2 separate regions of the Homo sapiens genome follow, and region 2 is linked to region 1. A link is an interaction called in ENCODE POLR2A ChIA-PET data of the cell type or tissue named here. Cell type or tissue: IMR-90. All regions are shown on one strand. Links, peaks and the distances in the headings refer to the core of each region. The heading gives the core; the rest is flanking DNA. Region 1 has its middle 91 kb from the start of TNFSF11. Region 2 has its middle 33 kb from the start of FAM216B.

Region 1 (5,383 bases), core at 314-5,313:
CTTGCTGGGTTTTTTATTGGAATTTCATTTGATCTATAGATCAAGTTGAAAAAAACTGACATCTTGACAATATTGAGTCTTCTTATTTATAAACATAGAATGTCTCTCCATTTATTTAATTCTACTTTGATTTCTTTAGTCATAGTTTTGTAGGTTTTTATTGAGATATTATAAATATTTTGTTAGATTTATACCTAAGTATTTCATTTTAGGAAGTGTTAGCATAAGCTGTATTTCATATTTAATTTTAAATTCCAGTTGTCCAGTGCTGGTATATAAGAAAGCAATTGACTTTTGTTTATTACCCTTGTATCCTGCAACCTTCCTATAATCACTTACTAGTTCCAGAAGTTTTTTTTGTTGTTGATAATTCTTTCAGGGTTTCTACATATATAATGATGTCATCTGCAAACAATGACAGTTTTATTTCTTCCTTCACTCTCAGTATACATTTTATTTCCTTTTCTTGTCTTATGGCATTAGCTAAAATTTCTAGTACAGTGTTGAAGAGGAATGGTAAGGGACATCTTTGCCTTGTTCCTGATCTTAGTGGGAAAACTTCTAGTTTCACACCATTATGTGTGAGGTTAGCTCTAGGTATTTTGTAGATATTCTTTATCAAGTTCAGCGAGCTTCCCTCTATTCCAAATTTCCTGGGTTTTTTTTCTTTCTTTCAATCAGGAATGGGTGTTGGATTTTGTCAAATGCTTTTTCTGCATCTATTCATATAATCATGTGATTTTTCTTCTTTAGCCTGTTGATGTGATGAATTACATTAATTAATTTTTGAATATTGAACCAGCCTTGAATACACGGGATAAATACCCAGGTGTTAAGAATAAGAAAAATAAGAAGTTTTTATTTTACCTTCACTTTTTCATTCTTCAATGCTCTTCCTTTCTTTACGTAAGTCCAAATTTCAGACCTATATAATTTTTCTTCTTTTTAAAGAACTTTTTTTTTTTAGCATTTCTTGCAAGCAAGGCAGGTCTACTAGCAGCAAATTTCCTCAATTTTTGTTTGTCTTAGAAAATCTATTTCTCCTTCCCTTTTGAATGACTATTTCACCAGGAACAGAACTCTGGTTATGTTTTGTTTTTTTTCCCCCTCTCTCAATACTTTAAATATTTCACTCCATTCTCTTCTTGCTTGCATGGTCTCTGAGAAGTCAGATGCAACTCTTATCTTTGCTCTTCTGTAGGTGAGATGTTTTTTCCCTCTGACTCCTTTCAGAATTGTTTTCTTTACCTCTAATTTTATGTAGTGTAGATGTGATATTCCCATGTGTAGTTGTTTTGGCATTTTTTCTTTTTGGTGTTTTCTGAGCTTCCTGAGTCTGTGGTTTGATATCTGACATTAATTTGGGGGGAAATTCTCTGTTATTGTTTGTTTCAAGTATTTCCTTTGTTCCTTTCCCTCTTTCTTCTCTTTTTGGTATTCTCATTACATATATGTTACACCTTTGGTTGTTTTCCCACAGTTCTTGGATATTCTGTTCTGTTTTTTTTCAGGCTTTTGTCTCTTTACTTTTCAGTTTGTGAGGTTTCTACTGATGTATCTTCAAGCTCAGGTATTTTTCTTCAGTTGTGTCCAGTCTACTAATAAGCTCACCAAAGTCATTCTTCATTTCTATTACAGTGCTGTTGTTATTGTTGTTGTTTTAACGTTATTTTATTGTGGTAAAAACAATTAACATGATATCTACCCTGTCAACAAAATTTTAAGTTTGCGATACATTATTGTTGACTGTAGGTACAATATTGTACAGTAGATCTCTAGAGCTTATTCATCTTGCTAAACTGAAATTTCATGCCTGTTGGTTAGTAACTCCTCATTTCTTTCTCCCCCCAGGTCCTAGCAACATCATTCTACTCTTTGATTCTATGATTTTGGCTTTTTAAGATATCTCATATAAGTGAAATCATACTGTATTTGTCACAATATTTTTTATCCCTTTTTGATCTTAGAATTTCCGTCTTGGTTTACATTGCCCATCTGTTCTTACATACTGTCTACTTTATCCATTAAAGCCCTTAGCATATTAATCATAGTTGTTTTAGATTCTTGGTCTAATAATTTCAGCATCCCTGCCATATCTGAGTCTGATTCTGATGCTTGCTCCATCACTTCAAACTGTATTCTTGCCTTTTAGAGTGCCTTCTAATATTTTTGAACTTGGACATGATGCACCAGGTAGAAGAAAATGCTCTAAATAGACCTTTCATAATGTAATAATAAGATGCTTGTGGAGGAAAAGCATTCTAAGGTTCTACGATTACTTCTAAAGTCTTTTCGTGAGCCTGTACCTCTGGGACTGTGAAGTTTTCAAGTGCTTCTCAGTTTTCCTTCCTTTAAGTGAGACAAGATGGCTAGATGACCTGGAGTTGGGTATTTCCCTTTCCTGGCTAAACCCCCGGCAGATTAGGCTGTGGTTGAATAGTTTCTCCTGAGAGTAGACCTTGTTAAGAAGAATAGAAATCTCTGACATATTTCAAAATGGCTTCTTTTCCCTTCGCCCTGCTGGAGCAAGAAGGAATTTTTCTCTGATATTCACCGTGAGAAGCAGGTTGAACTCATGGAGGTAAAACTCACAAATGTGTGAGGATCCCACTGTGACTGGAGACCCCTGGAGTTTTTAATTCTCCTTCTTGCCCATACTGAGCCCCCAGCAGTTCATTAATTACAGTTCAAGATTTTTGAACCCAGCACTTGTTCTTGTGGAGGTTTCTGCTCATGGGTTTCCACTCTGATAGGTTTTAATTCTCCATATCCACCTCTGCCTCCAATTTGTGAGGGTAGCAGTTTGACCTGTAACCTCACTTCTCTTACAGATCTGTATTAGGCCATTCTTGCATTGCTATAAAGAAATACCTAACATTGGGTAAGTTATAAAGAAAAGAGGTTTAATTGGTTCACAGTTCTGCAGGCTTTACAGGAAGGACAGTGCTGGCATCTGCTCAGCTTCTAGGGAGGCCCCAGGAAACTTACAATCATGGGAGAAGGTGAAGTGGGAGTAGGCACATCACATGGCAAAAGCAGGAGCAAGAGAGAGAAGGGTAGGGAGAGGTGCCACACACTTTTAAATGACCAGATCTCATGTGAACTCAGAGCAAAAGCTCACTTATCACCAAGGGATAAGAGCAAGAGCTCACTTATCACCAAGACATTCATAAGGGATTTGCCCATGATCCAAACACCTCCCACCAGGTCCCACTTCCAAGATTGGTGATTACTTTTCTTTTTTTTTTTTATTTGATATGGAGTCTCACTCTTTCACCCAGGCTGGAGTGCAATGGTGCAATCTTGGCTCACTGCAAACTCCGCCTCCCGGGTTCAAGTGATTCTCCTGCCCCAGCCTCCCAAGTAGCTGGGATTACGGCATGTGTCACCACGCCCAGCTAATTTTGTATTTTTAGTGGAGACAGGGTTTTGCCACATTGGTCACTCTGGTCTCGAACTCCTGACTTCAGGTGATCCACCTGCTTCGGCCTCCCAAAGTGCTGGGATTCCATGCCCAGCTGGGGGTTACATTTCAACATGAGATTTGGGCAGGGACAAGTACTAAAATTGTATCGAGATCTAAGAAGATTTGTTGAGTTTTCAGTTTGTTCTGTTTTTTTGCTTATTGTTAGGAGATAGTGGCTACTTTCAAGCTTCTTATATGCTGGACCAGAAACTGAAAGTCAGCTGTCATCTTTTAAAGAGAAGAAAGTTGTCCTTAGAGAACACCCTCTCCCATAACCTTGCTGCTAGTGCTTGGCAGACCAAGCTGAGAGAGAACCCTGGGCTGAAGACCTGATATAGCAAAACTCAGGACTTACAAGGATTTGACCGACCCCATTTTAACAGTTTGGCAGACTTTTTTGAAGCTAGGCTTTGTAATTAAAACAGGCTAAAGAAATAATGACTTCATGCCTTGCACTAAATTACTATTGGAATAAAATTGAGCAAGTTGAGTAAGATATGAAGGAGCCACTGGGGAAAGCACTGGATTCAAACAGGCTTGATTTTAAATTCCAGGTCTTTTCTAGCTATTAATAGGGCAGCTATGGGCATGGGCTGCAGCTTCTCTAAGCTTTAGTTTTCTCATCTATTCAATGAAAAGACCAACAAATTACTTCATAGGATTGTGATTTGATTCTGTGCAGCTGTTTACACATGGAGATCATCATTACTATTATCATCATCATCAACAACATCATCACCATTAATAAAGCTTGTTAAAGCAGAAAGGAGGAGATAATTGATAGAGTGAGGGCCCTGAAGGGGCAGGAAGGAGTGAAATCCAAAACATAAGTAATAGGGTTTTTGTCGGTTGGGGGTGGCCACAGGAAGGATAACCCTTCCTCTTGGCTTCGATGTCATGAGGTACTGATGGAAACAATCATAGGAAACTTACCTGTGTGGGAAGGAAAAGAAAAGCAAACTACTTCTTCGTTTAAAGAAAATTTTAAGATAATTTTCTGCCTGGCTTACCTAGTCATGTTCACTTAAGTAATATTAAGCTTCACTTTCTCCTCCTGACCCTTTATCATATAACTGTAGGGACTGGGATCCAGAAAAGTCCTATGTGTTGGGGCTGAGGACTCCATCTCAACATGAAACATTTGTGTTCAAAGTCAAGAGCCTGCTTACAGATGCTGAGATGCCAGTGGAGGTACACACATTTGTGTGTGCCGATGCTTCAGTTTCAGAACAGAATTTCTTCTTCTACAGGAAACCTCAGCTTTTGCACTTAAGACCTTCAACTGATTAAATGAAGCCCACCCACATAATGAAGGGTAGTTTTCCTTAGCTAAAGTCACCTGATCATAGATGTTAACCTCATGTACAAAATATCTTCACAACAACACCTAGATTCACATTTGATTAAATCACTGGATACTATGGTATGGCTATTTAGATACCTAAAACTAACTAACCATGGATGTAAATGGCTTACAGATGGGAGTGCTTATTAGTGTAACTATCCACATGGTGATGGCAGGAAAATTTCACTGAGCTGGACATCACTAGACCTCAGCTTTGCATGACCTCCTCAGGTGACCTGAAAGTATATCCTTTAAACCCTCTGAGTCTCCGTGTCCTGCAGCAGAGCATAATAATACCTTTCCTGTTTACCTATCACAAGGTTTAAGGAGACAAAGAAGATTTTTTGGAAAAAAAAATCTGTGCTTTGATCATTAATAGCTAATATTTATTAACTACTTACTATGTTCAGACACTGTGCCTGGTTCTTTATGTAAGTTATATTGTATAATTCTCAAAACAATCCTATGAGGTTACCTTAATATTACTCAAGTGAGCATGATTAGGTAAGCCAGGAGAGGAAACTAAAGCTCAGAGAGGTGAAGTGATTTAGACAAGATTACACAGTAAACAA
Region 2 (5,383 bases), core at 315-5,314, 83 kb before region 1:
TGCCAATGAAGGAGCATAAAAACCCTGGGTGTTAGTCGTTGGCACTTCTTCATGGCTTTATTCCATGTCAGAGGAAAATAAGTTAGCAAGATGTGGAAACGGGGCTAAAATTAGCCTTCAAGATTCTATTTTACAAGACCTCTAGAGTGTCGCCCCCACACACCCACACACAAACAGTAATGAAATATATTTTCAATTTTGCCAAGCTCATCTGTTGATTGATTCCTTGCCTGAGGTCTTCTGAAATGCACTTGTTACTCTAACCTGGAAGCAGGACTGCATTTATTCATTCAGTCATGCTCGACACTCTGAATGCAGTGGTATAGAAAATATGCTCTTGTCCTGAAGATGCTCTTAGTGACCTGGGGAAACCCTCAGCCACTTGCAAGTTTTTCCAACTTAGTGCTTTAGAAAACTTACAAATACAACTCTCTCTGTATATATATATATTTTTTTTAATTATCACTGCTAGCAGGTATCAAGGAGCATTCAGTGACTCCTCCCCACTTGAAGAACCAAAGCTGATGAAAAGAAGGCCTGGTAAGGTACAGACCCTGGGTAGAAAAAGGCACTTTTCTGTTCTGAGAGGCACATACCAGCCTGGGACCTTCCTCTGCCTTGTGCTGTCTTCACTGAGTGTTTCCAGTGAACAACTCTTAGATGCCCAGGAGCTGCTCTGCTGGGTGCCACACCACTCCTCAGAACTTCCAAACAGCTCTCTCTGCTCCCACTAGGGGACATGCCCAGATATTCTCACTGCTAGGCTCTTTTTTGGGCTCCCAGGTAGCACTTCCTAAGCACCCACCTCTTGGCAGAAGAAGCCAATACATTCCCTTTAGATCTGGAGCCCATGAGAAGGAGATATTCACACTATAAAAGGAGAATCTTTAGAGGGTAACCCCAGGCATGTAATTATTATCACAAGATGTTTGAAAGCTCTGGCAGAGATTTTGACTTGCAATCGTCTGGAATCATTGCTTGGTAGACTGGGCAATTCTCCTGCAACTTTTAGGACTAATGAGCTTGGAAACAAGAGGGACACTGCCCTTGCTTTGGCATATGGGATGGTAAACAGCAGCAGGATGGACATGCTGATGGTCTAGCTTCTACAGGGCATGTAGCTATTAACTGATAGAATCAACAGCCTAACCTTGCACAACAGCCTAACCTTGCAAGGGAGAGCCCCCACCACCCGGCCTTGCTTATCTCTGCTGACCCAAGGAAGCATCTTGGGTCCCCTGTTTCCTCAAGATTTCCTCTGACTGTCCAGCCTCTCAGATCACTGATCTTGCCTGTCCTAGTTTTCTATCTTGGTACCTTCTTGTGCACCTCCAAATAACCAATCTGTCCCCATGTCTCTCTGATTTCAAATCCTAACTATCTCTCAAGTCTATTCACTTCTGATTATGTTCAGCATCATCACCCTCTTTGTAGCCAGCATCATCACTCCCCACGACTCTTGACATTTTGGTCTTCACATTTTCAGTCTTGTTCCTCTTCCATTTATTCTCCCCAGCAAGTCTGGGAGACCTTAAAATACTTCAATGGGCTTCCTATTGCTCTTAAAAAAGTCCCAAATTTCTAACATAGCCTTATGGTCCAGGTCCTTGCACATACTTTCAGCTTTTTTCTGCCTCTGTTCACTGGGCTTCCGTTAAGTTGGTGCAAAAGCAATTGCAGTTTTTGCATTGAAAGTAATGACAAAAACCACAATTGCTTTTGCGTCAACCTAATAACACCTTAGCCATAGCCATCTTTTAGTTTCTCAGACCACACTTGCTCCCTTCTCTCTCAGGCCACTCATGTTTCCCTGAGTCTAAACCACTTTCCCCATCCCCCATTTAATTCCCTGAATTGTTCAGATCTCTGCCCACAAGATGTTCATCCTCATTTCCTTGACCAGATCAGATCCCATGCATATTCTTAGCTCTCTATGTAACATGTCCATCATGGCCCTTTTCACAATTCATAAATTCATATTTACATTATCATTTAATTGATGTCTGCAGCCAGTTGGGCTCTAAAATACACAAGGGAAGAGACCAGAGTTTGCTTCTCACTATTCAGTTTCTGGCACATGTTTGTTATATAGTAGATAATCCATAAAGTACTTATTAAAAGAATGAATAAAGAAATGATTTAACAAGACCAGTTAGCTTTCTCAAGAAAACTTAAGATTTTTTTTCCCCAGAAATAAAACACAATCTATGTATGATTCTTCCTGATTTTGTCATATTGGATACTTCAGGTAACAAGATGAAAGAGGCCAGTTATCTCTGGGGTTCCATGGATTGGGAAAACAACCTGAGTTTTTACCCTTTAATGTCAATTTCATAGGTTACTGTGCTGATTTAAGGTGCATAGAGTAGGGTAACATAGTGAATGTGTTTTATTATTGACCTTTTTTTCCCCAACACCTCCTAACCTTGACCTTACTCATGAGTCCTTGTCGAAAGTTTACTCAAGGATTCCTTCAGCATCACAGGCTCATGGTCTCCTTCTTGCTGCCTCCAATCATTGGTCATTAGAAAGGTGTTTCTTGAGTGTACACACGTGTAAGAATGAACACATGTATGTGCAAAAACTGTGTATTATACTTTCATTTCCAGCGTGGAATATGACCCTCTTCACCATCCATCTACCCTAATCTTAGATTTCTAGGTCCAGCCAAAATTCTGTAAGAGTAATCGTTCCCTTTGTTGAGTAATTACAATGTGCTAAACACTGCTGAGTGCATTACATAAGTTATTTCCTTTCATACTTAGGAGTGGTGGGATGGGTATTATATTTTCTATTTGAAAAAAAAATGGGTAAGAGCATCAAAGCTCAGAGACACTGATGAACTCATTGAGGGTCATCTGGCTGGCTCTGAAAGCCACACACATACTCACTATGCCATGCTGCCTCCATTTAATCCACAAAGCATTTCTTGGTCATTTTCATTCTTATCGACTTCCTCTTCCTTTGAATTGTTATATCTCCTTCTGGCTGCAACACTCTGGATTTCATTATGCTCTGTGCAAATTTAGGGAGTCCCATGTAGATTCCCTCTGTCTCCCCAGCTGTCCTTGTGCTGCAGGAGGGTAAGGGCTGCCATATCTGCCCTTCCTCACATGGAGCCAAAGTTGGACTAAAGAACATGGGGTCTGCATAGGCCTATTTTGTAGTTGCTTACACCTACACTGTGGCATGAAGTAGTGGGAAGGAGGGGGCAGGAGTTCACCAGGAGAGCCATCTCCATGGGAGGGGTGGTGCAGGGAACGTCCTGCAACAAGTAGGCTGCCCAGTGAGTCAGCCACGCCTTTGGAAGTGTTGTGGTAGTTTTGTTTACATTTGCACATGTCCCAAACAGCTAAGTAATCATAGAAGAAGTATTGCTTCCATGGAAAGGGCAAGGACAGACCTCTGTGAAAACAAACTATATACATCTTGTCAATGGAATGGCATTCTGCAAAATAGAAAAGCATGTGCTATGTGGTGGTGAGTGTTAGAACAACAAACCGTAGCCTAGTGACGCCTCCTGAGCAGCTTGTTTTTGCTTAATTACAAGTTGCTATAGCTCTTTCCCTTACTCAATTGTGAGCCTCTCTCCTAATTGTGTCTCACAGATGCATAGTGAGGAGGTTATTCAGCTTGTATTTACATCATTACCCATCTACCATCAGAGTGTATTGCTAACTGGTTCTCCTTACAAATGCTTGTTGTGTTTGTTTTGTGTTTTTAATTTTATGTTCCACTGCTTGTCTACTTTTTCATTGTTTTTAATCCAAACTTCTACTTCAGCCTCTGCTCATGAAGTCTCCCTCTCCCGAGTCCTTTGGGCTGCAATAATCAGGTAGGTTACTTTCTCTTCCAGGCATTTAAATGAGACTCACTCCTTTGAGTCCATTTTTAGAAAAGTAGGCCAAAGTCATAAAGAACATCCTTCCTGAGTGGTGACTTTCAGGCTCATCATTAATCACCTCCTTGTGAACAACTGGGAAAGTGAATCCCATGTGACTCCAGGCAGGTATCAGGCAAAATCCTCTGCTGAGTCCTGCGAGAATATAAGTAATTTTATGGAATGTGAGCAAAATAAGTTTTCCATTTTTCTAAAGTGAGATTTCTTTTTTCCTTTTAAAATCTCAATAACTTTTGATTTTATCTTCTCAATCAATCACAGGAAATGATTCTGAGGGGTTTATATAGTCAATAGAGTAAGAGTGCTCTAGTGAGTAGGGGGCATAAAGAGGTGTCCCTAGTCCAGTGGGAAGTGTTCACAGTCTTTTCTCAGAAATAAGACCTACCTGATGAGTTGGATTTATTAAACCAGCAGTCAACGGCACAGGGGAAGGCAGTGAGCCGTGTGGACTCTTCAGTTCTAAACTGCTCTTACTTAGTTGTGACCTAGCTCCATATGATGAATTTATTATCGGTTCCAGCCCATAATAAAGAGATATTCACACTACAAAAGGAGAATCTTTAGAGGGTAACCCCGGAGTTGACATGTAATTATTATTGCAGGATGTTTGAAGGTTCTGGCGGAGATTTTGACTTGCAATCATCTGAAATCATTGCTTGGTAGACTGGGCAATTATCCTGCATCTTTTAGGAATAATGAGCTTGGAAACAAGATGGACACTGCCCTTGCTTTGGCATATGGGATTTCAAACAGCAGCAGGATGGACATGCTGAGGGTGCAGCTTCTACAGGGCACGTAGCTATTAACTGATGAGCTCAACAGCCTAACCTTGCACATTGCCATCAGGAACCAGGCCTCTCATACTGAGCCACCAACAGGAGCAGCCCCCAAAGCAGCCAACACAGTTACTGAGCACAGGAGCCTGCAGGAGTTCTCACTGTGGAGATGCCTCCCTTCACAACCTGGCCTTTCCCATCCCAATCTTTTAGGCAGAAAATAGCATCTCCCAGTCCTGTATGAACAACCATGGAGCTGCTGAATGCAAGGACGGGGCACTGTAGACAAAGTCTGCCTATTTTATTGTACTTGAGAAGTCACCCCTGGAAGAAATCTTTAACTTAATTATGACCTAGGCCAAAAACTAAAAATAAGGGGAAAGAAAGGAGCTATGCCAATATGTTTTCAGCATCTAATTTGAAAATATTGCCTTACTTTCCAGCTGTGTACAGCTTAGAGCATTCATTCATTCATTCATTTGCCATGAATCAGAGCCTGTGCTAGGCTTTAGAGATAGAGATACTCACAGGCTGAAGAGGTGGGTGGGAGTAGGCTCATGCTTGATTCTACTTCCTCTTTAGGATTTTTTTTTTTTTTTTTTTTTTTTTTTTGTCGGAATCTTGTTCTCTCGCCCAGGCTAGAGCGCAATGGCGCGATCTCGGCTCACTGCAATCTCTGCCTCCCAGGTTCAAGTGATTCTCCTGC

What was found. ChIA-PET counts read pairs that join two places held together with the same protein. Peaks named below come from ENCODE experiments on the same cell type or tissue, not always from the same donor. Only the 100,000 strongest peaks of a DNase experiment are listed, where the experiment ranks them.
Region 2: POLR2A ChIA-PET joins it to region 1 with 8 read pairs; 2 of 35 experiments call an interaction of 5 or more read pairs at or near these places.

Annotation. Positions count from the first base shown.
Region 1 is chr13:42,662,862-42,668,244 of GRCh38, reverse strand. No RefSeq gene overlaps it. Among named protein-coding and RNA genes, the nearest start is that of TNFSF11, 91 kb to the right of the region's middle. In IMR-90, for the core only: no CTCF peak of the experiment used is centred there; no DNase peak of the experiment used is centred there; H3K27me3 peaks cover 143 bases.
Region 2 is chr13:42,745,644-42,751,026 of GRCh38, reverse strand. It overlaps a transcript of LOC124903164 not described here. Among named protein-coding and RNA genes, the nearest start is that of FAM216B, 33 kb to the left of the region's middle. In IMR-90, for the core only: no CTCF peak of the experiment used is centred there; a DNase peak (open chromatin) is centred at 3,396; H3K27ac peaks cover 382 bases.